2 separate regions of the Homo sapiens genome follow, and region 1 is linked to region 2. A link is an interaction called in ENCODE POLR2A ChIA-PET data of the cell type or tissue named here. Cell type or tissue: HepG2. All regions are shown on one strand. Links, peaks and the distances in the headings refer to the core of each region. The heading gives the core; the rest is flanking DNA.

The links. ChIA-PET counts read pairs that join two places held together with the same protein. Peaks named below come from ENCODE experiments on the same cell type or tissue, not always from the same donor. Only the 100,000 strongest peaks of a DNase experiment are listed, where the experiment ranks them.
Region 1: POLR2A ChIA-PET joins it to region 2 with 7 read pairs; 1 of 35 experiments calls an interaction of 5 or more read pairs at or near these places.

The regions. Positions count from the first base shown.
Region 1 is chr21:34,902,015-34,914,280 of GRCh38, forward strand. All of the region lies in intron 2 of RUNX1 (RUNX family transcription factor 1), which reads right to left. Among named protein-coding and RNA genes, the nearest start is that of RUNX1-AS1, 72 kb to the left of the region's middle. RefSeq lists an enhancer at 6,378-6,672. In HepG2, for the core only: no CTCF peak of the experiment used is centred there; a DNase peak (open chromatin) is centred at 6,627.
Region 2 is chr21:35,946,331-35,958,596 of GRCh38, forward strand. LOC101928269 (a long non-coding RNA gene) reads right to left here. Exons shown (of 6, transcript NR_110418.1): 6 at 8,330-8,495. Among named protein-coding and RNA genes, the nearest start is that of LINC01436, 53 kb to the right of the region's middle. RefSeq lists an enhancer at 6,340-7,539. In HepG2, for the core only: no CTCF peak of the experiment used is centred there; a DNase peak (open chromatin) is centred at 7,451; H3K4me3 peaks cover 270 bases.

The DNA.
Region 1 (12,266 bases), core at 5,107-7,606, 1.0 Mb before region 2:
TAGGAAATGTGACATGATTTTTCTAAGTTGAGTAAAAAAGAAATGAATGAATGTATGAATTGAAAGCAGGGGTCCTGTTCCTCATGTCCCACATGCTATCCCACAGCAAATGCTCCTTCCCAAACAGAATCATTTATTTGGATTCTTTGTGTTTATAATTTACTCTTTCACTAGGAGAATTATGAGATAGAAAGTATTTTTTCCTTAAGCAACTTTTGTGTTCAAAAATAACAGAGTGATTTTAATTGGTTCTTGAAGGGAGGAGGGTAGGGGATTAACTGCAGACCAGCTTGATAAGACGACCCTTGGTGAGCTGGTAGAGCAGTAGGTAGGTCTATGTTAGACCTTAAATGTGGACAATGGTGGGTACAGGACAGGCAAAGGAAATACCCCAAAGCTGGCTGAAACAGCAAATTTCTACATGGACAACTAATTCTTGGATACTTGGAGTAAAGACATCAATATATATTATAAAGACATAAATACATATATATTCTATATAAAGGTATACATGAGATTCACACACACAAATATATTATCTTCAAATGATAGCTAGGTAATCATTCACTCAGATTCCAAATTCAAAATTTAAGATTTAGAGTTATTGATGACTGGATTAATTCATGCAATTAACATGAACCCCAATATATTTGAGTGCAGGAGTACTCACTATCTCATAAGGTAGAGGAACCTGTAGGAAGTTTGTTACTAGCCATGTGAGCAAGTTAGTTACTTACCTTGCCCCAGCCTCAGCCTCCTCATCCACAAAACAAGAGGCTTGGACAAGGTGGGTTTTCCAGCTCCAGGAACATTTATGCAAATGCCACTTGGAATTGTGGGAAATCGGCCCGGGTCTGGTGCTTACCCATGTCAGCATATGGCTAGAGTGAACTTGGGTTTCGAGTGGGAAGGGGCCAGGAAGGAAAAAGAGGACCCAGAATCAACTAGAGATAGGACATTTTAAGGACTTTCCCATTTCACATAGGTTTTCTCTAATTTCACATAAGTATTGCCTGTTTTAAAAAGCAGATTCAAGAAGATATGATTTAAAACAAGTATACACATAAAAATAACTCTGAGATTCTGCATCTTCTAGAAAATCACAGACATGTTGCTATCGTATTCTATAATTTACATGGTGATTGAGAATAGACCCACAGTTACTCAGTGTTATCCAAAATAATTTATTATTATAATCACTAAAAATATTACAATTCAGCTCTTTGATTAATTCTGTTTACTCCATGCCCACCAAATTAGTGAAGTTTCACTATGTATATTACAAAATAATAGTTTAAAAATAATATGGATGTACAATATAGTTTAATTCCTATTCAATAAACAGATAAGCTTCATTATTATTATTACAACTGTTACTACCTCAAATTTGTGACTTTTTTACTAAAATAAAATTTTTCCTATTTATGATCCCATATAGACTATAGAGAAATTTCCCACAAACATAGCAGAATTCCTTAGAAAGGGAATATAGAAGCTTTAGCTAAATTTTGGGTGCCGAATCACCTATTTGTTTTGGGACATAGAAAGTCTACTCAAGAATCCAGAGTAAGACCTTGATCTCAGTCTTGCTTACAAGGTCTTGATCTGTGAAGGAAGTGCTGAGATATCTACATTTGTCAATTAAATAATAAATTGCCAAATATCAGCCTTAGAGTATTCTATAGGCACTCGGATAAGATGGCAAATACTTTCATATTAATCCTGTTATCTTCAAATTTGGAAAACAGACTGTTATAAGAAACAGTTGGCTAAGACTATCAATATCCTGCTTTCTTGTGGGGTCATGAAATTGCCATAGTTTACAAAAACTTTAAAATTTCATGTTGTAGTCTGAAATAAAAAATAGCTGGAAAAAGCAACAATAGAAGTAATAATCCTATTCTCTAATTACGTAATTATATTTTCTAAATTTCATGAAACTGCTAAGATCTGTATTGTAATGGTTACATATTTTCAGGTTACATTATTACTATTATACAATTGATATTCAATAAATGATACCTTTTTATGGGTAATACATTGAAATGGAATAGTAAACATTTTTTGCGGAGACTTCTCATAAAACATCATTGTCTACCTCTCAAACAATAGTTAAGTGAGATTTAAACTTTTTTATATGATTGTTTTGGACTTGCTTAGAAAAATACTACCATTTAAAACTATATTCTAAAAGGTAAGGCAAATTTTGCTAGAATTTTTGAATTAAAAAATGGTGATATTTCTGTAGAGTTATCTTTTTGAAAGGTAGAGAGAAAGAGTGGAAAGATTTTTTTAATAAAATTAAACTAAAACATCTGAAAATAGATATGACTTGATAGCTAATTTTTAATTTATATTTATACGTGCAATGAAATCTATATTCAGAGATCATCCAAAAATTATTAGAAACATACAAACAACACTTGAAAAATGTTATCACATATTTTTGCAGAGTAGGTTGTTTTGAAAACAGCCAGAGCAAAGAAACAGATGATCACCAAAATATTACCACAAATGAGCCCAAAAATAAATTATAGGTCATTTCTAGTTGAACCACTGACCAATTAGTGCACTAATCTTAAGTAACTACATAGCACACTCCCATTTTTTTCTTTCCTAGTTATCTTAACAATTCAAATGCATGTGAAGATACCCATTTTGAGGAGAATTTAAAATGTATTATTGGTTGATACAGCACTTCTAGGTAAGTTCTCAAGGGGGGCCTGCAGCAAATATTTACATAAATGTGGACTTTAAGATTGTTTCAGAAGTATTCTGTTTTAGGAGGTTCTGTAATTGTCAACTTCTCGGTTTAGGAAGAACCTCACGTTTTAGAGAAGAATATTCTAGATCAAGTCTTTTTCCTTAATGCAGAAATAGTAAAGTTTCTAAAATAGAAATCATTTTGTTTAGCCTTCTCTTTAACCAAAAACACCAAATAATGAAGTAGACTTCTAAGGAGGAAAGAAGAAAACTTTACCAAATATGCCAGTGGGGGCTCCACTTTTAGTCTGCAAACCTCTACACCTGGGAGCTGCGCTGTCAAATTGAGTCAGGTCCTGATTGAGCTGAATGATAGACACATAGTGCCCAGACACCGTGCACAGTGAACTCACTCTAGGAGACCCGCACGCCCCCTTCTCCCAATTCACCCACTGCTCTGGAGGTCATTATTTAACACCGGCAAATTGAACGACAACATGAAATGAAGTGCAAGATGTAGATATTTCTTCCCCCTCACTAATCTCGCTCACAAGAGAATTCATTCTTTTCTTTTTGCCTCAGGCATATCCAGGCTAGCAATTTTCATTTTGCTACCTAAATGATTTCCCCATCCCCCACCTTTCCCAATTAGAGTGGAAATGGATTAAGACTTCAGGTTAACCCCTCCGTTACTGGGAATGAGAAGGAAATAACGTTATTATGTGTAAGCTTTATTTTCACCGTTGTGTATGATGCTCTTTTCTGATCATGGTAAACACAGATTTAATTAATCCCACTCTCCCCAAAAGACATTCCTTTAGTGAAGATATGACACTGCCTTAAGGTAAAGAGCAAGAGAAAAACTTCTTTAGCCAGAATGTTATTCTGTTAACTTGTCATCTTTAAAGTGTTCTAGAATGCTTATGAGTAAAATTAGGAAATTTGGATACAAAGTAGGAAGTTATATGGAAGCATAAAAGCACATTGGTTCTTCAGTTACAGAGAATGGATACAACAAAAGTTAATACTTCCTTGGTTTTTACTAAGCTTGAAATATCTGGATCTAAAAAAATTAAGTGTGGGATAAATATCTAGAAAATGCTGGATCATCTGAAACTTATCACGTAGCTTTTCCCCCTACAGAACCTAAAAATAAAAACTTCTCTAGAAAAAAAGCATCCTCTCTTTACTGATCTTTAAAAATTTTAAATGTTGAAGCCCTGAGTATGTATACCTCACATAACTCCTCTATAGCAACCTATAAAACAAGAATCCTCTCTCCTGGTGGTCTGTTTATTTTGCTATGAACAAAAGGGAAGGAGCTTCAGTATTTCTGAAAATAACCTGAATTCCCCTTTGAGACAAAGTTTTGGATTTTCGAAAGTAAATGTGGTACTTTTCTATTTTTTAAACTAATATATAAGTGTACATACTATTGGCTTTGTTGGTCAAGAAAACAGTTTATCATACCAGGAAGAGACTGGGTAGCAGAACAGCAGCCTACGAATGCATTAGATTTGGGTTATGCTGGGTTTTGACAGGTTTGGGGGTTTAAGAAACTGGGTTGGTTCGTCACTAGGAATCCATTAAGTGTTGCTAGTCCGTGAGGACAGAGAAAGCTGTGGAATTCATTCCTCAAAAGCAAAAGCCTTATTTGTGCTAATAGGGTTATAACAACTGAGCAAATTTTAGTGGACAAATAGTAGAGGTCCTTAACATTTACTGAGCTATTCTGAGCTTCAGACATTGTGGCAAGGGCTTTCTGTGCATTATGTCATTTAATCCTTTTGGTAATACTATTAATTTAGGAACAATTATCCCCTAAGGCTTAAAGAAGTTAGACAACTTGCCCAAGGCCACATAGAGATGGAGCAGTGAAAGTAAGAATTTGACCCAGTCAGTGCACAGAGTAGACAATCTTTGAATTACATGCATTTAAATAAAAAAAGGCTGTTCTTCATAGTTCTCATTGAATAAGTTTCATAGACAATGACTTTCCCAAAGGACTCCTTTTGCTTCTGAAGGGCAGCCACTCTCCAGTTAAAGGGGATTTGCAAACAGGCCCACTCTGGATTGCAGTACAAGGAAAGGAACTGCTTTAGAAACACAGAACCCAGATAGATGGATAAATATTTCAATGCCTTTCCAGAATAGTACTTAAGAAGCAGAGCCCATCTCAGTTTGGGTTTGAGCCCATGGCCTTATGGTTTAAATATAAAATGCATTAAAGCTCTTTATTTAGAGAGTCACGTGCCCTTTTGTGGGAGCAGCCCCAATTCTCCCTCTGACTTTAGTGAGTGTACAATGCAAATAGGTGTTTTGATATTGTCATTAGTATTCATTATTCATGAGGACTTGATCGTGTATTCAAAGTCAGCCAGGAGGGTCATGTGCCCCCTTCAGTGAAAACCTTGACTCTAAGGACAGCACTTTCCTGGTGTACAGTCTTTGGGGGCTCTTGACAGCAAGAAAACCTAAACAGGAGAATCCCACTTAGCATCTGCCCACAGGTAAGGGGCACAGAGAAGGAGATATAGACTTCTAATTTAGCAAAAAGAAGTATGCTGCCATGTGAAAAGTTTCTAAACAGTGACTTCTAAACAATAGGTTGTGACCCATAGATTGGTTGTTAATAATAATAATAACAAAAGCAAGGTAAGAAGAAGAAATAGAACAGAATAACTGGAAAATAGAGTGCTTCATCAGTAGTAAGGGTGAATACTGCTTCCTGAAGCTCTTTTTTTGATTGATGTATCTCCCCTGAGCCCTGGCATACTATTTACTTCTTACTGTTTCTTGCTATTCAAAAAGTTTGCAAGCCTCTAGCCTAAAATGTCTTATTTTCTTAGTACTCAATTTGTTACTTGACTTGGTGTTTGGCTCCCTGTGACTCTCTGAAGTTCTCCTTTCTGTGCCTCCGCTTCCACCTTTGCCAAGTCTAAAATCATGCCATGTAAAAGTTATCAAGAAAACCAATTAAATCATAACTGCCGAAGTGCCTTGTCAAGCTAAACAGTCATGAGAGGTGAAGGATTATTATGAAATAAAACAGAGTGAAGCTGTTTTGAAGGCCATCCTTCTGTGGAATAGCATTGGGTCATTTCGTTCAGAGGCGAAAAGATTCTTAGCAAACATTGGGTCATTTTGTTTAGAGGTGAAAAGATTCTTAGCAAACATTTTGTCCAATCCATTTAGTTTATAGAGGGAAAAGGAGGCTCTGAAAAGTGAGTGGCTCTTCTAAGCTCCCGAAACAGTGGCTGATCTGGGACCCCCTGACCTGTGAATTTGTGGTCCACCCCCATGCTCTGCCACTCCTCCAAGAGCCGTTTTGCTACTTCTTTAAAAAAGGGAGGGTCTTATGAAATTGTATTTACAGAAAATTTACAACTCATGCAAAGCTAAATGGATTTCTTCCCTTTCAAAGTGGTTTCCTGATTGCAATCACATAAATTAAACTCCAGCCCCAAAAAAGTCATTCGAACAGAGTAATGATACATCTCCAAGAAGAGATACAGAGAATTCTTTGAAATTCTCAAGAAATAATGCAATGAGATGCAAAAGGGTAACTATTATTAATCTTCTTCCTGAAGTGTCAATCAGGAAGGTATTTTTAAATTGTATTGGAAAGGAAGAAGAGACAATGTTTCTTCCCATTAATGATCTGAACTGAAAGTAAGGGAGGAACTAAAAAATGTGCAAAATGTCCTCGGGGAAAAAAAGTAGTATAAAACATAGTCTTGGATGATACAGCAAGGTCGTTGCTCAATTTTATGTTGTAACACTATTTTAACTGTCACCAAGGGCTGGGATAGCAAATATTGCATCAACTCTGCAAGGTGTTTCCTGGGTTTTGTGGACAGGGGGGTCGGGGGAGGTGCAATCTCCATTCTTGTGAAGGCCAGATAAAGACTTCTGCTGCAAGCCACTATCTTTTTGTGCTGAAGCTGTAGATAACACAGTTTCACACCCTGCTGCCCAAGTCCTGCTTTCCCAATTTGTAGGTCTTTATTGCAAAAGTCTTTTGTGTTTGTTTTATCAGACACATTTTATCATCCTTCTCCAAACACCCTTTGTCAAAGTCAGCCTTTGAACTTCTTTTGCATATACATAGAATGGGACCAATGATTCAGGATATGTAACAGGCTTATCTTATAATTCTAAAGAAAGAGGAACAGAGCCATTGACCTTTCTTCTATATTTTCTTGGGGCTGGTGTGTCTGTGTGTGTGTGTCTGTGTGTGTGTATGTGTGTGCTAGGGGTAAGATGTACAATCTCATTACCTTTAGAAGATAATGCAATAGATTATCCTATACCAATAATTTATGCCTTTTAGTTTTGCACAAATTAAACCTGAATCTTAAAGTTCAACTTGTCTAGGATTGTACTAAAGGCCGCATTGCAGGTAGGGCTAATTTCGGGGTCTGATCCGTGTGGCTCCCCATGCTCCTGACAGTACACCAGGACCACTCTGTGTTCACTCCCGTGTGCAGTCCCCATGCTCCTGACAGTACACCCGACCCTAAGATTCTTGCTTCGCTTGCCTTTGATATGGTGATCTCTGGAACTGAGTATCAAACCTTGCTTGAGGAATTAAAATGCTTGCTCATATCACTTATATCTTTTAAATGTGGAAAACAGAGAGAATCCACTTGGAGCACATCAGATAGGTTTATTACTTTGTTCCTCCCTTGTCATTTTTTGCATGTCTCACATCAAACCCTCCTCTGCAACAGTGAAAATATAGGATGGGATAGATGAAGAAGGTGGTACTCCTTCCTTCTCTGGGCACAGAGGCAATTTCTCAGTGCAGCTCACATGTGGCTACAAACACAGAGTATCACTTTCTTATACAGACCAGGTCACTGTTCCTCAAAAAAAAAAAAAAAAAAAAGATGGTGTTCTATTTGATAACCTGCACTTCTCCAGAGTGACCTCTTCAGCTGAGTCTGGAAGACTGCCTTAGGCAAGTCCCCCGGGTCTCTGGCTACAGAGGGCCATCCTCCATGAGAGATGAGCTTGTTTCATTGTTGCAAAGTATAGCCAAGCTGATACATTTTAGCAAGACTAAAACTTAATCTTTAGGGTTCTGGGTCCTTTCATCAAATTTCCTCTGCTCACACCATGATCTCCATTGTCTCCTCCTCCTCCTCCTGCTCCTCCAGTTCCTCTTTCCTTTCTTCTTCTTTACCTCCTCCCTCCTTGCTTCCTTCCGCCTCTTCCTCCTCCTCCTTCTTCTTCAACTATTATCTACCAAGCTGTGCCTGGGCTGCCCCCAGTGTTTTGCAGTGTGAGGAACTTCTACAGGCCAGCTTGGCCACTGAAAGAAGCCAGTGATTAATGTAGTTTTAAACAAATCAAGATTTGCATAAATTGGCTCTGAAGTCAGCTTCTACAAACCAGCTGGAACACTCGCCATATTCCTAGTTCAGTGCTGTCTTCCCAGTGGGTTCTCAGACTTTGCAGCTCACCCTTAGCCTTCTGTTGCAGGGAAACCACATCCATGTGGCTCCCAGTCTCTGGCAAGCCAGCAAAGGGCTCCAACTTCTCTTGCTTTCTCCACCTTCTCCTCACTGGCTGGAGCACTCAGGACTCTCCCAGGTCCTATTTTTCTCCTTTTGGTAATTTCCTGATAGAAACTCCAGCAATGAAGATAATTTTCAGAACTGTTTTTTTTTTTTCTGGTACAGAATTCATTTTGGCTTCTGGGAACTAAGAAACAAATGAACTGTCTTTCTGAAGTCAAGAACTGTATAATGAAAGCTAAATGCAGAGGCAAAAGCCACTGTCGGTTGCCCTTTGTCCTCTCTGTCACCAGCCCTGGACATGAGGGTGAGACAGAAAGCCTCGCTCTTCCCCAGTGAAACCCTGCAATTGTTCTGTGCCAGATGAAGCCCTCTTCAGATGCTGGACAGGGTCCAGGTGCTGCCCTGTGAGTGGATGCCAGCCTCAGTCCTCATCCAGGCCAGGACCATGTCCAGGGCGGGCTTGCTCCTGAATCACATGCTTCCAGTCAGGACTCTGAATGCAAATGCTGGTGTTTTGTATTTTTTGTCGTTATGTTATTGTTGTTCTTTTTTTTTTTGAAACAAGGTCTCACTCTGTTGCCCAGGCTGGAGTGCAGTGGCTCACCGCAGGCTCCAGCTCCTGGGTTCAAGGGCTCCTCCCACCTCAACCTCCCAAGTAGCTAGGACTACAGACACACGCCACCACACCCCACTAATTTTTAAACATTTTTAGACATGAGGTCTCCTTATTTGCCCCAGCTGGCTGTGAACTTCTGGCTTCAAGGTGATCCTCCTGCCTCAGCCTTCCAATTAGCTCATACTGATGTTTTATTTAAATATCGCATAATATTTCAGTAAAAGGCCTGCAAAGAGGGCACAGAAAGCATTTTTTGGAGTTCACTGGGGGCAGGACGAGCTATCCCATTAGGTGGGAAGGGGTCTCTTCCTGATATGCATCATACAGCTGCTTCTAGTGGTGGTACAGGACCCAGGAGAAGAAGAGTAGGTGCTTAACAAATATTTGCTGAATAAAGGTTGATGAAAATCAATGTCGACAATACATTTATTGGGATCAGGTAAGGAACAAAGGTGATATTAACAACAGCTGCCACCTGCGTCTATTACCAGACATCTCATAGATAGCAACCCTGGGAGGGAGATCTTACATACATGAGGACAGAGGAATGGGAGATCCACCAAGGTGCCTGACAGCTGCATTTGAACCCATACTCAGATAGAGGAACCCTCTGCAGTCTGCTCAGGGTTGGAGTTTGTGGCTGGGAGAAAAGAGGAACAGCCTCTGCAGCCAACCCTCCTGGGCAGCGAATGTCTCCTCCCCACACTGCAGTGAACCCCTGGCCATCCTTCCAGCTCTGCCCTTGCCCCACTCCAGTAAAGCAGCCAGAGAGTGATACACATTAGATTGTGTCTCTCCTCCACCCAAACTCCTTGACGGCTTTCCAGGGCACTCAGAATTCCAGGCCCTGGAGGAAACCAGCCCAGCCCATCACCTAGACCTGGGAGCACCTGTCTCCCTCGGCTTGCTCTGCCATAGCCTCTGTCTGTCTCACAGACGCGCCAAGCTTTTTCTGCCTCAGGACCTTTTCAGGGGCTTTCCTTCTGCCTGGACCACTTTCCTGTCTCTAAACTCCCCCAGTTTTCCCCATGGCTGCTCAACCGTCATCTACTAAAGTAATGGGTAAAGTAACCCCGCTCCCTACCCCTGAACCATCACAACTATCATGTCACATGCACGGGTTTCTTTTCACCATTGCATTTGTCTTATTTGATTTCTGTGTTTATGTATTTGTTGTCCATCCTCCAAGTGACAGAGGGAGTGGATGGAGTGAAGGATAAGTTTTGTCCTGTTCACTGCCCAGCATCAAGAAAAGTGCTTGGAACTGAGTAGATAGTCAACAGACACTTCTTAAGAATGAATGAATCAATCGATGACAATGAACTGTAGCTGCCACCTCCTCCAGCCTACGTACCCTGAGGCATCCTAGATCTCAGAGCAAGGAGATGATGACTGCCAGGCATTGAGTGGTGAAAAAATATTTTCCTTTGCTACTTACTCTTCTATCACTGGGTGGCAGTAAGGCTAGAAGCCTGGGAAATCTCCATCACCCGTCCTCTCTGTTTTGCGATACTCTTGGGTGCCCTGAGGGCTTTAGAGGTTGCTGCGGTCAACAACCTAAGCAACCACTTCTGAGTTTCTGGCATAGTGGCAACCACAACTGGCCAGTAGGTCGAGGAGGCCTCTGCTTAACATATTGCACCGATGTTTTGGTTATGCAAATATATGGTTTTTCTCATTCCGATGGAAAACATTTCTGGCCAAGTCAAAACTACAGAAACACAGCAAGGAAGACTCATCTATATAGTCCCCTCAGTCCCATTGCCCCAGCCTGGGTCCCTCTTTTTACACCCTCAGAAGACTGTTCCCATTGCCTTCCTAGTCTTTGAGATGCAGGCATTTGGAAAGCACACATCTGATGCATACCTGAAACTCCGGATCAGTCACGTAATTGTTTCCAGATATACAGGACATGTGTGATGACAGATAGGATATGAACAGATGAGTAGTGATTGGATCTGAGCTCAACATTCCAAACCGATGCAAACTAGGGTGTGGGGAGAAGCCCCTGGCCTTTCACTTGGGGTGGGGCTGGGGGGCCTTCACCTGGTCTAGTTTAATCTAGAAGCAGGCATAGAAATGGCAGGAGAGGCCAGGCGTGATGGCTCACGCCTGTAATCCCAGCACTTTGGGAGGCTGAGGCAGGTGGATCACTTGAGGTCAGGAGTTTAAAACCAGCCTGGTCAACATAGTGAAACCCTGACTCTACTAAAAATACAAAAAATTAGCTGGGGGTGGTGGTGGGCACCTGTAATCCCAGCTACTTGGGAGGGTGAAGCAGGAAGAATTGCTTGAACCCGGGAGATGGAGGTTGCAGTAAGCCAAGATCGTGCTACTCCACTTTAGCCTGGGCAGCAGAGGGATACTCCATCTCAAAAAGAAGAAGAAGGAGAAGGAGAAGGAGAAGAGAAATAATGGCAGGAGAAGGAGGGAGCAGTGGCTTTGCGTAGACTTTTCTCTGGGATGAACTGGGCTCAGGAAAGGAAGAAACCTGTTGGGTTCTGATGCGGGGCTGTTCACCCACAAAAGAATGGAGAGGTGCAGATGGAAGTGGATCTCCTGCAGAGATGGTGTAGAGACAGAATGGAAACCCCAGGCCAGGAGTGTCAGCTTTGGGAACAGTGGTTGGTGGCATCTGCAGCCTTCTGCGTCAGCTGGACACCACACGTCTTAAGCCTCGTCACCTTCTCTTTACTTTTTTGCCCCTTCAAACTCACACTAATTTCAGTTGAGACAGGGCAGAATGCATACTTTGCACCACCCTATGCCACAAGGTTTCAATCTGGGGTGGGCATGGGGACCCTTTACATTGTATTCTTTAATAATTCACATGGCAGCATCGTAGGGCTACTTTTAATTGCTTCTTAAAAGTAATTAATTGATTTTCTGACGTATCAGTTAACAATGTATTACACTGACACGAAGTTGTGTTTTGGCTCTTGATTGAACCGAGGGCTGTATGGATTAAATTCCACCCAGAGTTTAGCTTAGGAGACTCTAAAAATATGCCTCTATAAAAGGAAAGGCTTTTTACATGGCGTGTTGTCTAAAAATCTAAACCATATGTCCTTTCCAGGCTGTCAATGGGGTAAAATATGGGTTCCAGTGTGTGTAGCTGCTCAGACTTCGAACATTCAGGAGGCATAAAATAACCTACTGTTACTCAATATGGCCAACACTCTGGATTAAAGTCACTCAGGCTATGCCGAGGGAATTCTCTCTCAGTCAGTGTGAAGCAGGAGCCATTCCATCAAAACGTGGTTTGCTAAGGACTCTTGGAAGGAGGCAAATATGAGCTTTGTTCTGAGAGCGGCTGTCTCCTGGCAGGAGCTGAGTTTGTCTGTAGCTGAGTTTGCAAGATCCATTCATTGACATTCCATGATAGAAGAATTATACACAGGGAGGATTCCCATCAACAATGC
Region 2 (12,266 bases), core at 6,350-8,849:
ATAAGCTGGACAGTGAGCAGATGCTAGACAATGGGCAGAGACAGGGAGCTCAGTGCCCCCAGGCAAGACCAGCAGAACCCCACTCTTGGCATAAGAGGGTCCACATGCTCTGAGTGGAGGCCTGAGGTCGTTCATCAACAGAGCAGCCACTTCAGGCCGAGGGTGAGTGGTGCCTAAACTCCCTGCTTCCCACAGAGGAAGGGCCAAGCCACACAGCTCAGCAAACATCCATTTCCCTTCTCCTTCCTCCCATCTGACTTGCTGCTGACTGAGGAGACCCTGAGAGAGTCCCCACTCTGCCACTGGGGTCACCTGCCCACTGAAGCCAAGAAAAGTCCCATCCAGCTCAGCTCCCCTGGCCAGCCCTGAACAGGCAAGGAAGCCCCTTGCTCTAGCAATTCTATTTCTAACCCCCGCCCCCTCGAGGTTGACAGTCATCACCACTGAGGCCTATTTTATTAAAACCTGGGACAGGGGTATGTTCCCCTTCCACAGGTTCCCTTCCACCTAGATTAACCCTTTGCCTAATTGGCAGAGGTGTAGCAAATGAAGGCAGTTGAACCTGAGGGTGCTACCCTGAAAAAGCAGAAGTCCTTCCCTGTATATTCTTTTATTATTATTATTATCTTTAAAGACAGGGTCTCACTATGTTGCCCAGGCTGGTCTTGAATTCCCAGCCACAAGAGAACCTCCTGTCTCAGCCTCCCAAGTAGCTGTGATACAGGTGTGAGCCCACCACGCCCAGCCTTCCCTGTATACTCTTATCGTTGTCCTTGACCTCAAGCCTTCCCTTGAAAGTAACTATAGGCCTATGTACCCCAAACCTCTGTGCAACCTCTGGTCACTTACCTATGAACACTCCACTCTGCCCCCTTAAATTTCACTCCCCTATATGCTCAGTGATCGCCATTCTGGGGCTGGTGCCGTGGAAAGGGATATATACGAGGATCAAGGATGATTTGCACTCTGTAAAATATTGCATTTATATTCCACACCAGCTTGAATTAAACCCTCCAGATTTGTAGGAATTACCTTTCTTACTGAGGTTTGATTACTTCTATGATTTTGATCTACCAGGAGAAAAAAGAAAATGTACAAGATATAAATTTAAAAAACAGAAAAGGTAGCTCCAGATATCTGACAATATTTTTCTTAATACAGAACATATAGATCCTAATTGCCTTCAAACAGCTATCGCCCTGTGGATGAAATAGAGATATCTTTATTTTTAATAAACAACAAGAAAAGAATCCTTTATGCGGTGTTCGCGTGGAAGCACCAAACATCTTGCCATGCCAAGGATCAAATAACTTTATTAATTGACCAATTAAAGCCTTAACCATTCCTACTATAGTCCAAGAATATTCAATAACATGGGGAAAATATTTGTACAACAATGTTAAGGGGTAAACAGTAGAATTCAGAATTATCTATTACATAATATATGTATAATCACACACAATTATTCTGTAAAGGCACAAAAAATGAAATACTTTAAATAATGGTCATTATAGCTGAATGATGAGTTCCAGGCAATTCCAGCATGTTTCTGTATTTTCCCAATTTATTAAAATAAGCTTATATTACTTTTTTAATCAGAGAAAAAAGTTACATTGTATCTTAACCATTTAACAATTATATATCTACTTTATAAGTATATGAATATCCAATTAATTTTACATACCAGGCTGCTAGCCCATTAGGAAAATTTTATAACCAACCCCAAAAGTTATTACAAACTGTGTACTGGAACCCATAGAAGCTCAAGATATACAACTGCAAACAAAAATTAAAGAAAATATATGAGGTGTTATCACTTCAGCAAGGATAGTTTTTGGTAATTGATTCTGTTTTAGTGTGCCACTAGAAATATATCCTCTTCGTTTATGTCCTCTCTTGCTTTCTCTGAGTGTATAAAATGACAGCTTATGCGGAAATCAAGTCGAGGTCAAATTACCAATATTCTGTAAGTGGCTGGAGGTCAGAATTACCTCCTAAAGAGCCCTGAGCCCCAGAATGAGTTTCTATTTATTCAGCATTCTACTTCCCAATCTCAGCTAACAAGGAAAAAAAAAAAAAAAAAGGAGAAAGGGGCAAAATGGGTTCCAAACTCAGGGTTCAGCCTGTGTTTTCAAATGACCAAGAAAAACAAAGGCATATGCAGGCACAACCAGACAGAGTACAGGGTAGAAGTCCCTTGTATTTGTAAAGGCAAATGTTTGATTAGTTCTATTCAGCTTGAATAATTCTAGTTGTGTGATATAAGAAAAAGAGAAAAAACTGTACCCTGGCAAACAGCTAAGAAATCCTTAATGGGCTTTGAGGGTTCCCTATATTCATTATATTTTTAATGTAACGGGCAGCCACCATGTGCCATGCATACTGCTAGAAACATAAGATGCCATGAGAATGTGGCCCTAGATCCTTGGAAGAGTGGGGCTACTTCTTTCCCAATTGTTGAATCTTTTTATGCCTATTTTTGGTTTTAATACATGTTATGGAAGCATAATCGTCCTTCCAAAAATACTTGGTAACCAACATTGGTTTAATGGTGTATAAAATTTATTTTGGCTTTAACAAGGCATCTGGATCACAGATTCCTATAAAGGTTGCAAAGTCAGGCCCCAAGTGATACAGTCCATGGGACACTGCCTTTCCCATCCCTATCCATTCCTCCTGCTCCTACTCCCAGCTGCCTTGTGTGAAAAGGTCAGTTGTACTGGTTTGCCCAGGATAATGAAATGTCACTGAATGAGCTGCTATAACACTAACTATTTTTACTGCTTTTGCATGTTCCTTTCTACTTTTATCTCATCTTTGAAAGATGTTTTACGACATCTTTGCAAGATGAATGGAAAAGGCAATGGGGCATGCACTGAAATGTGGACTATGCTAAAGCTTTGCAACTCAAGACCAAATTCCACATAGATACTTCCTATTCACTTCCATAGTCTGCTTGCTGCTTTCCCTGCCTCCTCCACCCTATCCCACCCCAACCAATTCAGATGGACTTCAAAAATTCAAGTCCAGTAGGGCACAGTAGCTTATACCAGTAATCCCAATGCTTTCAGAGGCCAAGTCAGGAGATCACTTGAGGCCAGGAGTTCAAGACCAGCCCAGGCAACACAGTAAGACCCTGTCTCTACAAAAAATATAAATAAATAAAAATTTTAAATTAGCTGAGCATGGTTGTGGGTGCCTGTAGTCCCAGCTACTTGGGAGGCTGAGGCAAGAGTATTACTTGAGCCCAGGAGTTTGAGGTTATAATGAGCTATGATTGCACCACTTCACTCCAGCCTGGGTGACAGAGTAAGACCCTATCTCTAAAATGAATGAATAAATGAATGAATGAATGAATAAATAAATAAATGGATTAATTTAAAAAAAATCAAATCTGATAATGATATTACCTGGCCTAATCCTTTCCAATGGTTCCATGTCACTTACCAAGGACAGTCAGAACTGCTCATGCATATTCCAGGCCTTTCTGGTCATCCCTGCTGGCTCCGTCCCCACTCCTGCAGCCAATGTGACAGCCCCACACCTGTGCACATGCATTCCCCAAACCCGCACCATCCTCATCCCATCTCATCACCAGAAGAGCAACTCCTATCTGCACAAGCATCCCATCTTCCATGAAACATGTTTCTTAGAAAAATGTTTAATTAGGAAAGAAATTTAAATCAGTACCTTCTTTGAAGAAGACCGGAGGGATGGGTTTGGCCCTGGAGAGAAAGTTATACCCAATCTTAGAGAATCTTACCCTGCTTTTTCTTTTATTCAGTACCCAGTAACTACTGATGAGGTGGACTCTGTACCACACATTGATTTCACTACTAAAGCCCCAGGAGAATAGACAAGTCCTGGAACCAAGCGGGGCTGGCAAGACTTTATGGGAAAATGTGCATAGAAGTAAAACATGCAAACAAGGTATTTTGAGTCCTTGTGAAATATACTTCTGCAGAAGTATATCTTCCACTTTCATCACTGTCCCCAAGAACGTTTGGGGAATAAGGTGGCCACTTGGATAGCTAAGCTGCAAAACCATCAGATGATACATGTAAATGGCAGGTTTAAGAGAAAGAATAGCTCCCAGTCCAGCAATCCACCCATGGGGTTGGATTACCATGTCGAAAGACAAAATGTGCTCCTTGTAAACTAGAGTGGCCAGCCATGGAATCTGCCCAGCCTGTGGGCAAATGTTGGCAGGCCCCATCTAAGCACTGTGCAGGGAAGGGGCTGGCCCAAGGACTCCAGCTGCCTGGCCCAGGGGCAGCTCTATCTAAATGAAAGAGTGTATTAATTTCCTAGAGCTGCCATAACAAATTAGCACAAACTGAGTGGTTAAAAACAACAGAATTGTATGGTTTCACAGTTTTGGAAGCCAGAAATCTGATATCAAGGTGTCATCAGGGTTGGCTACTTCTACAGGCTCTGAGGGACAGTGCATTCCATGCCTCTTTCTAGCTTCTGGGGGCTGTCAGGAATCCTTGACACTCCTTGGCTTGTAGCTTCAGAACTCCAATCTCTGCATCTGTCTTCACATGGCCTTCTTTTCTTCTCTTGTAAGGATATAGAATTTGTAAATTGACACTGGATTTAGGGCACACCTAATCAAGGATGATTTCATCTTGAAATCCTTAACATAATTACATCTGCAAAGACTCTTTTTCCAAATAGGGTCACATTTATAGGGTTCAGGTGGACACACCTTTTGAGTGGCTCACCATTCAATCCACTGCAGAAAGCATACATTATTCTGACTGAACCTTTGCCACTGATATCCCCAGTTCTGAATCCAAGCTGATCACACTTCTTTCTGATTGTGATTTCATTCCCCAGGTAATCAGACCTGCCTGGCATTTTTGAGAATCCAGGCTCTGTGCAGTTACATTTCTTGTAAAAAATCAATGGATTGGAGATCCGGTTTTACACTTGAGTCTCATGAGAGAGGTGTGTGTCTGTGCTAGAGAGAGAAACAAAACCATCTCTTAATGTGTTCAGCCAATCTTCTCTGAGCCTGCCAGCCTAGGGCCAAACCCAAGCCTGGCAAATTCTCCAAGGTAAGCCATCCTGGGAGGGCCCTGGAGACACTGCCTATCTGCAAAAGACCCTCTGCTATGCGTGGCCAAGTGAGGACCGAGAATCAGTGCGAACTAGAGCTTCTCAATGAGCCAGTAGTCACCCCCGATCCTTCCACCCTATGTCTGTGCTGACCAATGGGGTGCACAGTAGTGTGCACTAATGATGTGACCCCTTGGATTATCCTTTTGGAAGATGAAGAGTGGAGCCAGTCAAGAGGCAGAAGAAGAGATAAAGAAGAACCTTAAAGACCATCCTGACTCCCCATGAACTGTCTCAGATTGAGCGATGCCCACTGTTCAAACACAAGTGTGACCAACCCATGGCCAGGTAGCTGCTGCCTGAGAAGTAAGGGCCCTCTGCCCTGGAATTTCACCTGCAGCCTCTCCTCCCCAAATACACTCTGCCATGTGTCGTTGAACCTGAAATCATAGTTTCTAAGCCTCTCTCAGCTACTGTCAAAAAAGCCAATAGGAATAGATCTACATTAAGACTTTTTAACCCATTTTGTGTTGCTAGTTTTGTAATTGCTGTTGGTGTTTTTACATGATTTCCAAAAGATCTGGCTTCCTGGAGAAGCTGGCAGTTTTCCAGTGATCAAAACTATTCTGTGATAAGAAAAGGATTGGCCGGGCGCAGTGGTTCACACTTGTAATCCCAGCACTTTGGGAGGCCAAGATGGATGGATCACTTGAGGTCAAGAGCTCGAGACTAGCCTGGCCAACACTATGAAACCCCGTCTCTGCTAAAAACACAAAAACTGCCAGGTGAGGTGGCAGGTGCCTGTAATCCCAGCTACTCGGGAAGCTGAGGCCTTGAAACCAGGAGGTAGAAGTTGCAGTGAGCCGAGATTATGCCACTGCACTCCAGCCTGGGCAAAAGAACGAGACCCTGTCTCAAAAAAAAAAAAAATGATTAGGAATTAAGATTAAAGGTCACAATGACACTATGTGTGTGTCCTCAGGGAAGACATTTCAGCAGAGAGATAAAAGCTTCCGGGTGCTTTCATCTGTGAGTTTCCAACAAACCTGTGAGCCTCCGGCAGTTGTAGAAATTCTCAGACGAGATATGAACTCATTTCCAGACCCACGGACATTGAAATAGGGAAGAAGGACCTGATGTGAAAGGACAGAGGTAAGGGCCAGTTTGTAGCACTAGAGCCAATAACTGGGAACCTCATAACTCCAACTGAGTCATCCTGGCTCATGCTTCTGAAGTTAATTTAACTTAAAGAAATATGTTTTTCTTTATGGATGAAGTGCATGGGTCTGTGCTGGGTGTCCTGCCCAGCTTCCCTTCATTTTCTGTGCCAAAATCAGCCAAAATGCTGTGTCTGTCCATCACTTTTGGCCAATCAAGCAGAAATGCAGGGGCTAGAAGCTCTAGCACATTCCTGTCCCATTTCCTCTCTGTCCCCCATGATAACAACATCAGCAGGAGATTGTCCAAAACTGGCAGTGGTTTCTGGAGGGAAGGAAATGGCTTCCTAGTGGGAAGGATCAGGGCAAAGGCTATGCATGCTTTTGCTTTTCATGTCAGACCCAATGCCTCTGTGCCACTGCCCGATAGAAAAGAAAGATTGTGGAGGACGTAAGTGCTAGAATCATCACATGAACATCTTCAGGGACAATGTTCTAGAGGCTCACCTCTATGGTCCTTCAGATGGGAAATAGCAATATCATTTCAGGAAATATCAATGAATTTAATAACTAAACATTTCCTGTAAAGAGATAAAGGAAAGAATGACACATTCAGCTGGCAAAAACTTTGGTGTCTAATATATGCCAACTCTTCCTTCTCTAAAGGCTTCAAAAGTCAAGGCCCATGTGAATACAGAAACATCACTGATTGAGATGAGCATGGTTATTCAATATACTTCTGCCATAATGACACTTCCAAATGCTATCTAAGAGTTTTTCTGCAAGGAGTTTGGAATCGCTCATGTAAACCCATTGATATTTTTGTTACATTGCAAGGTTTTTCCCCTAAAGTAAGGATCAGACAACAGCCTTCAATGATAATTTTTTAAAAAGCTTCCTGCTTTTTTTTTAATGGAAGTTTTCTTTTTCAAAGGTGAAGGATGTTGTTTCTCATGATAGCTTTGTTGCCACCAACAGAAACTCAAAGTAGAGATCTAGAGGTGAATCAGGTAGGATTACCTACATTGCTGTTCTTGGAACGCAGCTCCACTTATGGGAGAATTGTCAACTATTTTAATATTCTATTTTCCAGGAAAACATAGTCCCATGTTCAACAGAAGCCCAGAAAATTCCAAAGCAGACAATCAACAAAGCAGACTCTGTCACCAGGCAAGATACAACTACATCTGGGTCAACAACATGAAGAAATACGTTATCACTGTGTAAATACGAACAGTTCCAGGAAACAGATCTTTGCATTCCTGCCTTTTGTTTCACTGAAACCAGGACATGGAGCTCATGCTTCCAGACAAATGTCAAGTCTACTTTGACCCTGGCTTTCCCCAAGTACATGAACCCTCCAGGGAGGCAGAGAGTTGCCTGGCTGAAACCAAAGAATCTTCTGGCCACCCCCAAACCTGCCCCTGGCAATGGCCTATACAAAGTAAGTCTGAGAAATGTAATACATCTTAGGAATGCACCTGGAATATAGCAATATTATATCCACCCAGGGAAAAGTCTTCCTGGGGATTAGAGTGGGCTCTGAAATTTGAGGCTTCTCAAGCTTTCATAATTGTTATCCCAATTAATGTAACTGCAGACACCATTCTTATATTCCCAGGTACAATAATGTCCCGTTCCTTTGAAGCTCATCAAGCCATTTGCTTCAACACTTGAGGAGGCAAGCCCCAAGGTTAACAGCCCTCCACGTGAGCCTCTCATCTGCCTGCTGTACAAATGTGTTTTCTTTGCATTTCAGTCATGCCCTGACCTTGGAGAGGACGATGTAAAGGGGAATGCCTAATTAACTTTCCATTTATAAACCAATTATTTTACTATTGGCACCTTCATTCTGCAATCACTGACATAAAATCTTTTACAAAACAAAATGTAATAAATGAGAAATCGATTGGATTTTTTTTAAGTTTGCTTTGAAGTCAGCCATTAATAAGAAATGTCCTTTAATAAGAGAGATCTGTCTATAGAAGTTCCTCGACGTCAGAGCCCAGCTGTGCGGCTGCTGGAGGAGACGAAGCCGCATTCAATCAAGGCTTTGGAACTCTTCCTTGTTCATCTTTAACTGCAAGGACAGAGGCGTACTATTTTTCTTTTTTTTTTTTTTTTTTTTTGGTAGAGAGGGGGGTCTCCGTAGGTTGCTCAGGCTGGTCTCAATCTCCTGGACTCAAGCAATTCTCCTGTCTTGGCCTCCCAAAGTGCTGAGATTACAGGTGTGAGCCACCACACCCAGCCAGTACCAGAAGGACTGCTTTTCTCCTTAAAAAAGAGGGAAAGAATGTTTTCACATAGATCTTCATGTGCTAAAATCACACCAAAAACTCATGCAAGGTCAATGAAGAACAAAGTTCTCTGCTCCCACCACAGAATCTTTGCATTGACTGTCACTGTCCCGGACACTCTTTCCCAGAGGTCAGCATGGTTCTCTCCTTTATCTTCTTCAGTTCATCATCAAGTGTCACCTTTTGGTGAGACCTTCCCTCACCACCCTACTGACAACTATAAACCAGCAGCCCCGACATCTGCATCCCTTCTCCACCCTGCTTTCCTCCATAGCACTCCCATGCTTGACATTCTTTACATTGGGTCTACTCCTCCCTTTTGATTATTCCACGCCTCCCCACCATGAGAATGTAAGCTCCATGAGGACAGGAAGATCCCAGCAACACCTAGAACAGAAGCCAACATAGAGCCAGCACTCAATAAATATAATGAGACGTATACATCAAGTATTTACAATGGAAAGTCAAAATACCGCTGCCCATCATGAGCAAGTCATTCCCCTTCTCTCCACAAAGATAGACAGTGTGGTGAAGCCACTGCCCAGGTGAGTCGAGAACAAAGAAGAGAGAGAAAAACTGCTCCTGTTCTCCAACATCAGATACAAAGCACCGTGCCTTCCATGTCACCTGGGAGCCCAGACTCAGGCAGCTACCATGATCCCTGCCCACACCTCCACCTGAAACTCCAGAGGGAAGAGGGGTAATGTTCCCTCTGGCTTCTAGCTTGCTCGTGGCTTGCTGGTGAGTTGTATCCAGGGCCAGCTCCATGGGAACTGCTGTAGTCACACCCAGGGTCCCATACTCAGAAGAGTCCCAAGCTTGGTTTCATGCTCTGCTGTGGCCGTCTGGAAATTCTTTCCAATTTTACCTTTGAACTTGGGACAGTGGAGCATGCATATGAGCAGAAGAGATTCATAAAACCAAAAGAAAAACTTTATATTTTAGTACCTTTAGCAGCATTTTTTTCTCTGCTTTTTCAACAAGCAGATCCACATTTTCTTTTTGTACTGAGCCCTAAAAATTACGTAGTTGGTCCTGGATGCATTCATGTTCTTTGTGGAGGGAAAACTTTCTAAGGTGGAGAAAATCCACTCTGTCTAATGGTTCTGTTCTCCCAACTTGATAGAGGTGTGGCCATCTCTTTCTGGCTAACAACAGCAACAACAAAGCTTAGATTCTAATAAATCCCAAATCAAGGAGAATAATTGAGCTGATTAGTTGCTTTGAAGGAAAGAAATAATACAGAAAATTCTTTTATAAAAATAATTACTGGAAATTTTAATAAGCTAATTTAATAAATTTTCCCAGCTAATAAGAGTAGCTGGGAAACTACTTTTGTTGTTGGGAAGCTATTTTTGTTGTTTGGAAACTTCAGAAAGTTATTTACTGAAGTCATATGACAATTTCTACTACATGTGCACCATGTACCAAAAGGGAATTGTTTAATCCACCTCTTCCCAAGGGCAGAGTCAGGATTCGTGGACATAAAACCCAAGGCTTTACAAATACTGAAGAGAACTTGGCTATTCAACAATTATGTGTATTAACAAAAGGCAAAATGCATCATTAATTCTATAACTTTCTAATTTTGAGAAAACTCCATAGACTCACAGGTTAAATTAAAATAGAAAAAATTTAAATGAATTGCTAAAATGTAAAAGTTAGATGGATCATTCGTATGTTGAATGATAATGATATCCAAATTTGATAAATTTCAAAAGATCAAAAAGTTTAACTTCATATAACTTGTGATGGTTAATACTGAGTGTCAACTTGATTGGATTGAAGGATACAAAGTATTGATCCTGGGTGTGTCTGTGAGGGTGTTGCCGAAAGAGATTAACATTTGAGTCAGTAGGGTGGGGAAGGCAGATTCACCCTTAACCTGGAGGACACAATCTAATCAGCTGCCAACAAACAAAAAGCAGGCAGAAAAACGTGAAAAGGAAAGACTGGCCTAGCCTCCCAGCCTACGTCTTTCTCCCGTGCTGGATGCTCCCTGCCCTCAGACATCAGACTCCAAGTTCTTCAGTTTTAGGACTCAGACCATATATATATATATATATATATATATATATATATATATATATATATATATACACACACACACACACACACACATATACATATATATACACATATACATATATTTATATATATACACACATATACATATATATACGTATCTTCTATTAGTTCTGCCCCTCTAGAGAACCCTAATACACCAACAGAGTCATATTTTCCCAATTTGTCAATCCTTCCCTATTTCTCTGTCTCTACTATTCTATAAAAGATAATACAAGACCTAGGAAATAAAATCAAACACCTACAGAAGTCAGACATGTAACATAAACATGTGAACCAGGCTGAATACAAGACAGAAGGGGTAAGACAGTGGGACTGCATGTGTACCTTCTAAATTTTTTTTTTTTTTTTTTTTGAGGCAGAATCTTCCTTTGTCACCCAAGCTGGAGCACAGTGACGCAATCTCAGTTCACTGCAACCTCCACCTCCTAGGTTCAAGCAATTCTCCTGCCTCAGGCTCCCAAGTAGCTGGGATTACAGGCATGCACCACCACACCCAGCTAATTTTTGTATTTTTAGTAGAGACGTGGTTTCACCATTTTGGCCAGGCTGGTCTCAAACTCCTGACCTCAAGTGATCCACTCGCCTCAGCTTCCCAAAGTGCTGGAATTACAGGTGTCAGCCACCATGCCTGCCCACTTTTTTTAATCAAGGAATCTTCTGAATTTTTAATCAAGTCAGGATCTTCTGAAAAGCATAAACCAGGGCAGGATTCAATGTACAAGTAATTTATTAAGAGAAGCGCCTATGAGTCTCTTATTCAGGCTGCTATAACAAAATATCATAGACTAGGTGGCTTATTAACAGCTGAACATGATTTCTCACAGTGCCAGAGGCTGAAAGTTGGACATCAGGATGCCAGCAGCAGTGTTAGGTTCTGGGGAGGGCTCTCTTCTGGGTTGCAGGCAGCTGACTTCTTGTTACATCTTCATATGGCAAGACAGGACAAAAGAACTCTCTGAGTGTCTTTAAAGGGAACTAATACCATTCATGAGGCTCCACCCTCATGACCTAATCACCTCCCAAAGGCCATCACATTGAGATTAGAGTTTCAACATATGAATCTGGGGGGCAAAGACATTCAGTCCATAACAGAGACAACATGAGGAGCAGGCTACTAGAGATGTTAGACCATCGTGTAGGTCTGACCTGCATGAAGGAGAGAGGGAAGGAAGCAAGGTGAATTAGATGCTTCCTCAACTACAGTGCATTTCTCCAGGAAGTTCTACAAGGCCAGTTGGGAGGCATCAAGCCACAGTCAGAGGCATCACCTCTCCCAGAAACAGGCCTGTCTGGGTATCCCACCTTGCTCAGTCATGAAAAGCAAGGTCTCGGGCCGATCAGTGATGGATTTCAAAGCACAGCAGCTGGGGCTGTTGGTCAACGATGCCAACTGCAGTCATAGATCTGAGGCCATTCTCATATCCTCCATAGTGCCCAATAGAATACACCTGAAGGCTAGCAATCTGAGCCTGCCTAGGCCCTTGTTAAACTCTCATGCTTCATTCTCTCACCAACTGTCATCTCTCCATGCCTATACCTCACTACCGACCAAATGAAAGTGTAGCTATCCATTCCATTCAGAAACATGGAAAGAATTCATTCCTTGAAAAACAGACCTTGCAGGACCTGTGCTAGGAGCAGACACAACTTCTAAACAAGC